Regions from separate parts of the Homo sapiens genome. Here all the other regions are linked to region 1. A link is a contact called in ENCODE Hi-C data. All regions are on one chromosome and are shown on one strand. Each heading gives the region's core, a stretch centred on a gene start or an enhancer-like site at or near the end of the contact. The rest is flanking DNA. Distances are from core to core; before and after follow the strand shown. Region 1 holds the start of EXOC5 (exocyst complex component 5). Region 2 holds the start of ERO1A (endoplasmic reticulum oxidoreductase 1 alpha). Region 3 holds the start of TXNDC16 (thioredoxin domain containing 16).

The links. Hi-C counts contacts between places; a loop is a spot of excess contacts on that map. Pooled maps may share reads with other maps.
Region 2: a loop to region 1 is called in a pooled map, with 6 times the contacts of the local background. The contact joins the promoter of ERO1A here to the promoter of EXOC5 in region 1. A Hi-C loop is called at or near these places in 7 of 50 pooled maps.
Region 3: a loop to region 1 is called in a map of naive thymus-derived CD4-positive, alpha-beta T cell, with 24 times the contacts of the local background. The contact joins the promoter of TXNDC16 here to the promoter of EXOC5 in region 1. A Hi-C loop is called at or near these places in 1 of 168 maps with a recorded cell type or tissue (naive thymus-derived CD4-positive, alpha-beta T cell), 1 of 37 single-sample maps with no recorded cell type and 9 of 50 pooled maps.

Annotation. Positions count from the first base shown.
Region 1 is chr14:57,267,280-57,270,537 of GRCh38, reverse strand. It overlaps EXOC5 (exocyst complex component 5), which reads left to right and starts at 1,633. Exons shown (of 18, transcript NM_006544.4): 1 at 1,633-1,916. The coding sequence starts at 1,890. AP5M1 (adaptor related protein complex 5 subunit mu 1) reads right to left here and starts at 1,567. Exons shown (of 8, transcript NM_018229.4): 1 at 1,150-1,567. The coding sequence starts at 1,223. RefSeq lists enhancers at 1,403-1,602, 1,250-1,833 and a silencer at 2,143-2,202.
Region 2 is chr14:52,694,004-52,696,942 of GRCh38, reverse strand. ERO1A (endoplasmic reticulum oxidoreductase 1 alpha) reads left to right here and starts at 1,385. Exons shown (of 16, transcript NM_014584.3): 1 at 1,385-1,575. The coding sequence starts at 1,462. RefSeq lists a silencer at 914-1,453 and enhancers at 1,704-1,753, 1,359-1,860.
Region 3 is chr14:52,551,255-52,554,290 of GRCh38, reverse strand. TXNDC16 (thioredoxin domain containing 16) reads left to right here and starts at 1,786. Exons shown (of 21, transcript NM_020784.3): 1 at 1,786-1,975. It overlaps GPR137C (G protein-coupled receptor 137C), which reads right to left and starts at 1,455. Exons shown (of 7, transcript NM_001099652.2): 1 at 700-1,455. The coding sequence starts at 1,143. RefSeq lists silencers at 986-1,185, 1,196-1,265.

The DNA.
Region 1 (3,258 bases), core at 384-2,883:
AGGAACAAAAACTGTTAAGGTTGCAAAGAAGGAATTTTTCATATCCCCATTGCCAACCAATTTTCATTTAAAATTAAAATCTTTTTTTTCTGCCTCAATCTCAATTCTACTATGGTACTACTTCACTATAAGCTTTCTTCAGGGAAGAACGAATTGTGACAAAAAAGAACTATCAATGGCCAGAGAATAAAAGGTGAAATAGACCCACTCGATTGCCACCAACATTTTACAATGAGTTACTGTACAATTCCCTTAACAGAGCTATTTTGATTACACAGGGCAAATTCTAATAGTGGGACCAGATCAACTTAACACAATATATGAAATAGTGAATACATTTTTTTGTGTTTCTATTTTCTTCAACAATTAGGAACTGTAAACTGATGATTTCTACCATTGACACATATTAACAAGATAAAAATAAAAGCCTGGGCGGGGCGCGGTGGCTCCTGCCTGTAATCCCAGCACTTTGAGAGCCAAGGCGGGCGGATCACGAGGTCAGGAGATCAAGACTATCCTGGCTAACACGGTGAAACCCCCTCTCTACCAAAAATACAAAAAATTAGCCGGGCGTGGTGGCGGGTGCCTGTAGTCCCAGCTACTCGGGAGGCTGAGGCAGGAGAACGGCATGAACCCGGGAGGCGGAGCTTGCAGTGAGCGGAGATCGCACCACTGCACTCTAGCCTGGGGAACAGAGCGAGACTCCGTCTCAAAAAAATAAAAACAAAAAAATAAAAGTCTGATATAACTTAGCATGGATTTTTCAGTAGAATAAGTTAAAATGTTCTGGAACGATTTTGTCAATGCATGTTGAAAAATCTGAAAATGTTTAGTGCTCAGTAAATTTTCTACCGTTCCCTTAGTCATCTCCATTTTAATTCTAAGCAGACGGAGGTCATTTTAAAACACAATACTAATAGAAAACATATACCGTAAATAATATGTACCAGTCATCAACTCAATTCTCACAACACTGTAAGGTAGGACTATTAAAATCTCCATTTAACAGACGAAACAGAGGTCTGTTAACTGGCTAGCCCAAGGTCACGCAGCTATTCGTGGCAAACCTGGGCCACGAAGCACCACAAAACTATGCTACTTCATCGATCTTCTGATCCATCATCCCTGAGGATTCAGATTTGCATTTACCTGGAGAATCTCACGGTGCCACAAAGTGGAGTTCCCGGTTCGTGGCTTATGAGCCACACTGCCCGCTGCGCCATGGTTAAGTCAGTAAAGCATTAGCTCATCTCATAATTAAGGTCGCCACCGAGGAACAGCGCAGACCGGCTTTCTCAGACAGACTCTTAACAGAAGCCCTGAGGCTCATCCTGCGCCGCATACCGGTCGCGCTCAGCAGAGAGGTTAGCTTTTTTAGGTGAAGTCACTAACGCTTCTGAGTCGCTCTAGGCCAACACACACCACAAAAAGTTCTAAGAACCCCAACCTATAACCTTGAGAAATTTACCTATACCCTGCAACTCCGGTATTTTCTTCCTCTAAATTCTACTTCCGGAATGGTGGCCCGCAAGGATCAAAGTTCCTCATACACGGTAGCGTCGAGCCTTTTTTCGGTTCTTTCGCCGCTCGTTTTATTCGCCGGCCCCTCCCGACAACCTCCCTGGCGCGCGCAGTTCCACTTCCGGCGTATGAGGCGGTGACAATGGGAGCAGCGCGGGCGGCGCCGGGAGGCAGCTGACAAGCGTTTGCGGCTTCGCTTCATGGCCGCTCTCCCGCCCCTCCTGGGATCTGTGGGGAGCTGGGGAGCCCGCAGCGGCCCGGAGCCGGAGCTGGCGAGCCGAGCGGAGACCTGTGCGCCGCGCCTCTGAGGCGCAGCATGTGAAGCGGAGACGGCATCCAGTGGGGGGCGAGCCTCTCAGCCGGCCGGGATGGCTACCACGGCCGAGCTCTTCGAGGTGGGCCCCGGCGGCTCTACAGGGAGTGGCAGGCCCGGGGTTTGCAGGCAGCTGGGTGGGCGGGCCGAGGAGCGGGCGTTTGCTGGCTGCCCAGGAGGAGCCCTCGGGAGAGAGGTGCGAAACAGAAGGGTTGGGGTGGCAGCTCCGTGTCAGCGCGGGCGGAGCGTGAAATGGGGGAGGGGTGCTTGGGGCCGAGGTGGGCTGGGCGGCCGGTCGGCAGAGAGGGGAAGCCGGGTGTCCCAAGGGAGGAGGGTTGCTTTTGTTTGTGGGGGCAAGAGGGAAAGTCTGGAAGGTTCGGGTGTTGGAAGATGTCTACTCCGGATGAGTAGTGGGAAGGGCTGACTCAGGACGAGGAAAGAGAGCCAGGAGCCTCAGGTTGGGCGAGTCTTGTCGCTGGGGTCCTCGCGGGAATAATAGGAGGAAGCCACTTGAGATCGGGACTCTTGGGGGCTTCTCGTTTTGAGTAATTATTCCATTAGTAAGGTTGCAGGTGGCATTCATAGGACTGCCAGTTTAACCTGACATTTGAAAAGGCTGGGACAATTTTTTTTTTTTTGGACAATAAAGGCCTACTTATCTCTTTCGACTGAAGAGAGATAGACTGAAGGGAGGCAAAATTCAAGTGAACACTTTATTTCATGTAATACATAATAATACACTCGAGGCATTTACGTGTATTATAAAATAAAAAAAGTTTATAAAATAAAACGAACACTTCGTTTCATGTATATAATGCACCTTAAGTGTATTATATGCATTTACATGTATTATAAAATCACCTAACTGCAAGCTAGAGAATCCTTAATATGTAATAGTGAGAATACTAATGTCTTTCCTCGAGCGTTTACAGTATCTAAACCTTAAAATTTAATTTCGTGAAGTCCGTTGTAAGAAGCTGTGATAAAAGTTTGAGATAATAGAATAGGAAAACTCTAATTAGGCTACAAAACAATGACACGTATAAAGCATCTCCTTGTGTGAAAGAAATGAAAACGGATAAGAAAAAGGAAAGAAAGACCCCTTTTTTGTGTGTGTGCTTGTGTTTCACATTGAGTAACAAAAGTGTAATAATTGAGAAGACTGTAATCCACAATAGGGAACTTCTCCATAAGTGAAAATGGTATCCTTTTTCTGCGTAAGATTCAGCAGTTTTTGTGGCTTACAATTTGAATGCCACAGTTTTAATAACAAATGGAAATTTACATTTGTTATTGTTACTATATTTTGCATATCAGTCAGCTTTTGGATAGATAATGCTTTTTTTGAGAGGAGTAATATATGTTATTGTTATAATAAGTTGTAATAAGACAGTAATTTGTGAATGAAGGATTGTAATTACAAG
Region 2 (2,939 bases), core at 136-2,635, 4.6 Mb after region 1:
CTTCTCTACTGAAAATACAAAAATTAGCCGAGTGTGTGGTGGCTTACGCCTGTAATCCCAGCTACTGGGGAAGCTCAGGCAGGAGAATCTCTTGAACCTGGGAGGCAGAGATTGCAGTAAGCCAAGATGACGCCACTGCACTCCAGCCTGGGCGACAGAGCGAGACTCCGCCTCGAAAAAAAAAAAAAAAGTAATCCCAGCACTTTGGGAGGCTGAGGCGGGAGAATCGCTCTTGAGGAGTTTGAGACCAGCCTGGGCAACATGGTGAAACCTCGTTTCTACTAAAAATAAAATTAGCCAGGCGTGGTGGCGCACGCCTGTAGTTCATGCTACTCAGGAGGCTTAGGTGGGAGGATCGCTTGAGCCCAGGAGTTCGAGGTTGCAGTGAGCTGCGATCGCATCATTGCAGGCCAGCCTGGGTGACCCAGGGAGACCCTGTCTGGAAAAAAAAAAAGCGGATAGACTAGTCCCAACTCTGAATGTTAAAAGACCAGGACTGGGTATCAGAGGACCTCCAATCCTTGCTCACCTTACCTCACTTCTCTAGGCCTGTTTCTTCCTATGATATGAGCGGGTGGCTTCCACCCTCGCTGTCTAATACAGTGGGCACTAGCCAGCCACATTTGACTATGAAATGGGTCTAGTTCGCATCGAATACACACTGGATTTCAAAGACAAAAAAAGTCAAATATCTTATGAATAAATTTAATGTTGGTTATATTTTGAAATAATATTTTGCACATTCGGGGTTAAATAAAAATATTTTAAAAATAAAATGTACCTGTTATTTTTACTCTTTTGCTGTGGCTACTAAAAATATAAATGACATATGCTGCCCTGGTCTAGATGCTCTCTAATATCCCTTTCAGCTTTAAGACTCCGCCGGGAACACGGTGGACACGTAATTCGTACGATTTGATTGTCTCGCATTGAGATACGGAAGGATTGGCCGGGAGTGAGCGGGCTGGGGCTGGGCGGGGCGGCGCGGGGCGGGCACCCCCCGCCCCCCAACCCCGCAGGAAAACACAGGCCCCTCCGGCTTTCGCTCTCGCTCTGGGAACTGGAAGGACCCCCGACTCCCGCGCAGGGTCTGGGGTTGTGCGCGTCGGGTTGCGTCTCCAGGCCGGGGGCGTCAGGGAGCCGGGGGCGGGGACGGGCGCGGGCGCAGCGGACCGGGCGGGGCCGAGCCGGGAAGCTGGTCGGTGCGTCAGCCTCACGCGGCGGGAAGGAACCGGTCCGAGGCCCCGGGCTGCCGGCGCGGGCGCCGCGGCACGTCCACAGGCTGGGTCGCGAGGTGGCGATCGCTGAGAGGCAGGAGGGCCGAGGCGGGCCTGGGAGGCGGCCCGGAGGTGGGGCGCCGCTGGGGCCGGCCCGCACGGGCTTCATCTGAGGGCGCACGGCCCGCGACCGAGCGTGCGGACTGGCCTCCCAAGCGTGGGGCGACAAGCTGCCGGAGCTGCAATGGGCCGCGGCTGGGGATTCTTGTTTGGCCTCCTGGGCGCCGTGTGGCTGCTCAGCTCGGGCCACGGAGAGGAGCAGCCCCCGGAGACAGCGGCACAGAGGTGCTTCTGCCAGGTGAGCGATGTGCGCGTTGGTGCTGAGGGTCCCGGCGCCCTCCGCGGCGTGCACTGTCCCGCACGCCCTGGCGGGTGAGCGGCTGGGGGTGCGTCCTTGCATCTCTTCCCACCGGGAATGAGACTCCGGTGCTGCTGCCCGGTGGCCGGGACTGAGTCTGGCTTGGCGTGGACCGGGCCTCCACGGCAGCCTGGACGTCGCCGCGCCCTCCGGTGCCTCGGACCAGGAGAGGGGTTGGGTGCACGCGGTTGAGTGGGTTTATGCATCTTTGTTGGTCTTATCTGCCCGGGGAGAGTGTGCACAGTGTATAATGCCCTGCCAGTATTTGCTATTTTCACAGAACCTGGATCTTTCTCACTTCTCTCTTGACCAGGAACTTGTGTACCCAGTACCTGTGCTGCGTGCATTTCGCCAGCCTTTCTGGCTAAGACGTTTGTGGGCTGATCTCAGATTTCGATGTTAGGCGGAAGAATGGCTGCTTGCGGTTTTTCTGTGTGTAAGCCCAACTACCTGATGTCTTTGGGACTGCAGTTGCCCTCTGGTTTCTGGTCCTGTGTGCTCTTTTTCTCGAATGTAATGAGATTCTCTTATCGTGACACCCGTTAAGCTGGTACGAATTGGGAGGAAGGTCCTTATTCTTCAGTGCACAAGTTTAATTACAAGCGGATTATGATCATTTCCTTCTGTAAGAGATGTGGTTTCTTGAGCAAAAAATTGAGAGAAACTTACAGTTTTCCATTATCTTCAGTATCTAGTATTTCAATGTGATTACTCTTGTCAAAGCCACTTTTTGGTTGACTCTGTTGATAAAAATTACGTTTTATACAAAATTAAGGGTTAGGCATCCATGTTATTCCTAAGTGGATTTTGCTATTAATTTATTATCAGAAATACCATTTTATGTGTTTAGGGGCATGATACCATGTCAAAGGAAAGATGCATTTAAATATTATGAAAGGTTTCTCTTTCACTACTTTACATTCTTGGATTTTGTTGTTTTGCTGAGTGATTTGGGAGTTGAGGTGAGTGTTATCTAGGAAACTAAGGGAAGTTGAAAGAAAATTGCTACTTTACAACTGAGACATTGAAAAGTCCTTTACCTTCAATCATTACAAAGGACACACAATCAAGTACTTAAAAGGAAAAGGGTCATTTTTCTTCTGATTAGAAATATAACGCAACACCGAGATTAAACATTTAAAAAATAAGATAGAAATAAGTGACTTTAAAATAAAATATTCTTTACGGAAAGAAGATGTCCAATGTAACATTTTCAGCTACATTCTGGAGATTTGGATACTGGAATAAAAGTACATGTTGAACTCTTCAACTTTTACTTTTTTTTTCCTTAATAACCTTTTTGG
Region 3 (3,036 bases), core at 537-3,036, 4.7 Mb after region 1:
AGCTCCAAAAAAGACTATGCTAATAGGAGGTAGGATAAACCGCTAAAGCACGAAGCAACTGGGGCAAACATTAAGGGCTTTATGGAGGTCCTTATCCTGATCCTCAGCATTGGTTATTGATCATCAACCCTGCTGGGGAACTATCGAACGAAATTTATGTGAGGCTTATCGAGCCACAGGAAAGGAGATGCAGGAGGGAATATAAGCTTCTAATAAAAGAAACGCAGCAACAATAGCAGAGGAACAGCTCTGCCTGGTGACGTAATGGCTGGCAGCAGTCCAGCTTCAGCAGAGCTGCTGCTACCTCAGCATCCAACCTCCCTCAACACAGTCCGGCTTCGGCAGAGCCACCGGGGCTGCTACTTCTTGCGATGCCACTTTGTTGGTGCCACCAACGCCTTACCTCGGAGGGCCAGAACACCGAACAAAGGGTTCGTTCCGTTGCTGTTTTAAGTTGTCAGACACACACACTCACTCACTCACCCCCTAGCCCGAACCCCTCAGTAATCAAGCCAATCAGCCACTTAAGTTTAAGGCGAAAACACTGGCTCACACTCCAGGTGTGCCTCAGTTTCCCCAGGCTGGTTTCCAGTCCGCCTCTCGCTGCCCACCCCCCGCCCCCGCTGGTCCTCAGCGGGAGTTGATCCCGGCGGCCCCGCGCACCCGCCCGGGCCCCGCATGCCGGCCCTCCCGCCTTACCTCCGCCAGGTAGAGGTTGAGGAGACAGAGCGTGGAGAACTGGAGACAGGAGGGGAAGCAGTAGAGCAGCCAGTGGGGGAAGAAGTGCAGGTGAGCGGGCGGCCGGAGCAAGGGCAGGGAGCCGCTGAGCGAGAAGGCGGCGGAGAAGAGGGTGGTCCTGAGCGCTGCCCACAGGAGACAGAGGAAGAGGCAGAGGCTCTGGTAACTCAGCCGCCGCTCGCGGTACAGGAGCAGCCGCCACAGCTGCAGGTAGGCAAAGGCGAACAGCGCGGCGTAGAGCAGGGCGTGCAGGACGCTCAGCGCCAACTGCACGGAGCCCGGCACCGCGGCGCCTGAGGCTGCAGCGACGGCGCCTCCGCCTCCGCTGCCCCCGCCGGGCGTGGAGGGCTCGCGGCCGGCTGCGGGGGCGGCAGCGGCCGCCGGACCCGGCACGGACACCCTCATGAGGGGGCTGGGGGCCGGGCGAGCGAGCGCGGGAAGGAAGGGGCTGGACTCGGAGCCGCCGTCGAAGGGGAGAAGGACTGCCCCCTTACCCCCCACCCACCCCAGCCTCTAACCCCAGGAAGCGCCGTGACGGGACCCGGAGTCCAGCGCAAAGCAGCCGCGGCTCCCCCGGACCCCGCCTCCTCTTTCCCCCCACCCCCCGGGGGTCTCGGCTCCTCCTGCTGCGGCTCGGCTCCGTAGCTGCAAAAAACAACTCTCGGCTGGAGACAATCAGCTGAGAAACCCGAGCATTTGAGGCGCTCGCTCCGCACTGTGGGCTCGCGCCGATTGGCCCAGGCAGGCACGCCCCCTGAGCGCCGCGCTCGGAAGGCCACGGGCCGCAGGACCCGTCGCTCGAGGGCCCCGAGATCTGATTGGGCGCGTAATTTCCCTACTTTCTCCCGCCCCTGTACTTCCCACCCACGCTGCTGATTGGCCCTGCTACTGCACCGCCCGTTCGCGCCGGCGGGAGGACTCTGTAATCGTCTGTCACTCTCGCTCCGCCCACCACGTTTCCCATTGGTTAGAGAGTGCCTCGCGTAGGGAGCACGAGGAGAAGGAGGAGCTTCGCAGGTTGTTTTTTCCCAGGAGGCCGACTCCGCCGAGTCGGTGGCGGCTGCAGGCTGGGAGGGAGAAGTGCTACGCCTTTGCAGGTTGGCGAAGTGGTTCCAGGCTACCCGGCTAGTCTGGCACGGCCCCGTCTTCTGCCTCCTCCTCCGTCGCGTGGCGGCGGGAACTGTTGGCCGCGCGGCCTCGGGAACGGCCCAGGTCCCCGCCCGCAGGTCCCGGGCAGGTAGGTGACAGCGCTGGCCCTTCAGGCTGTGGGCTCTGCCTGCAGACCCGGGGATTCAGACGAAGCAGCTTTCTGTAGCCAGGGCTGCACTGCACAGCTCCGGAGTCTGACTTAAGACACCCGTCTCTGGGGCACCGAAGGGCCTCACCTGGAGCCTCCTGAGGGCATTTTGCTTTCTCTTTTCGCTGCATGAACGGCGGGAAACACCGGAGCCCTTTGTGGGTCGAGGGGATGGAAAGGGGCGACGGGGAGAATCGGAGCTCTTAAGTGAAAGACCCTTTCCTCCCAAGGCCAAGGGAAATGTCTCTTAAGGAAGAGTAGTAGTAGTATCAGATGGATGTTGAAGCGATCTGTGAGCAGGGGGAAGCTGGTTCTTTCAAACGTAGAATTTGGGAAGATGCTCTGGGCTTAAGTTTTGGGAAAAAGGCAGAAACAGACTTGTAAGTATGATGATTGCCTGGAGAGGAAGTAGAATATTCTGTACTGTTTAAATTCCACATGTATCGAAGCCTTGGACCTGTGTATGGTAGATGGTGGCGCTATTCCTGGGCCTGAGAGAGAAAATACATGCTGTGTTACTGCTGTGAAGAACCGAGGAATAATCAGATCGACTAACGTATATTGGGCCGGCACATAGTTGTTGACTTTTTTTTTTCCTATTTGGAAATAAGATTAGCAAGTAGTGCAAAATTAAAAGGAAATAATTTGTTTTCTTTAGAATACACAGCACATTACGAATTCAGTATCCTTGTGAAAGACATTGCTACGTTTATTGGAGCAACAAAGACCCAGCTTTTCTTACCTCACCATCCTTTGTCCTATGCTTTTTTTTTTTTTTTTCCTTTTTTTCATGCAGGGTCTCGCTCTGTCGCCCAGGCTGTAGTGACAGTTCACTACAAACCTCCACCTCCTGGGCACAAGCAGTCCTCCCACCTCAGCCTCCCAAGTAGCTGGGACTACAGGCACTGGAGCCACCATGCCCGGCTGATTTTTTTTTTTTTTTTGGTAGAGACGAGGTTTCACTATATTGTCCAGGCTGGCCTTTGTCATATGCTTTGCCC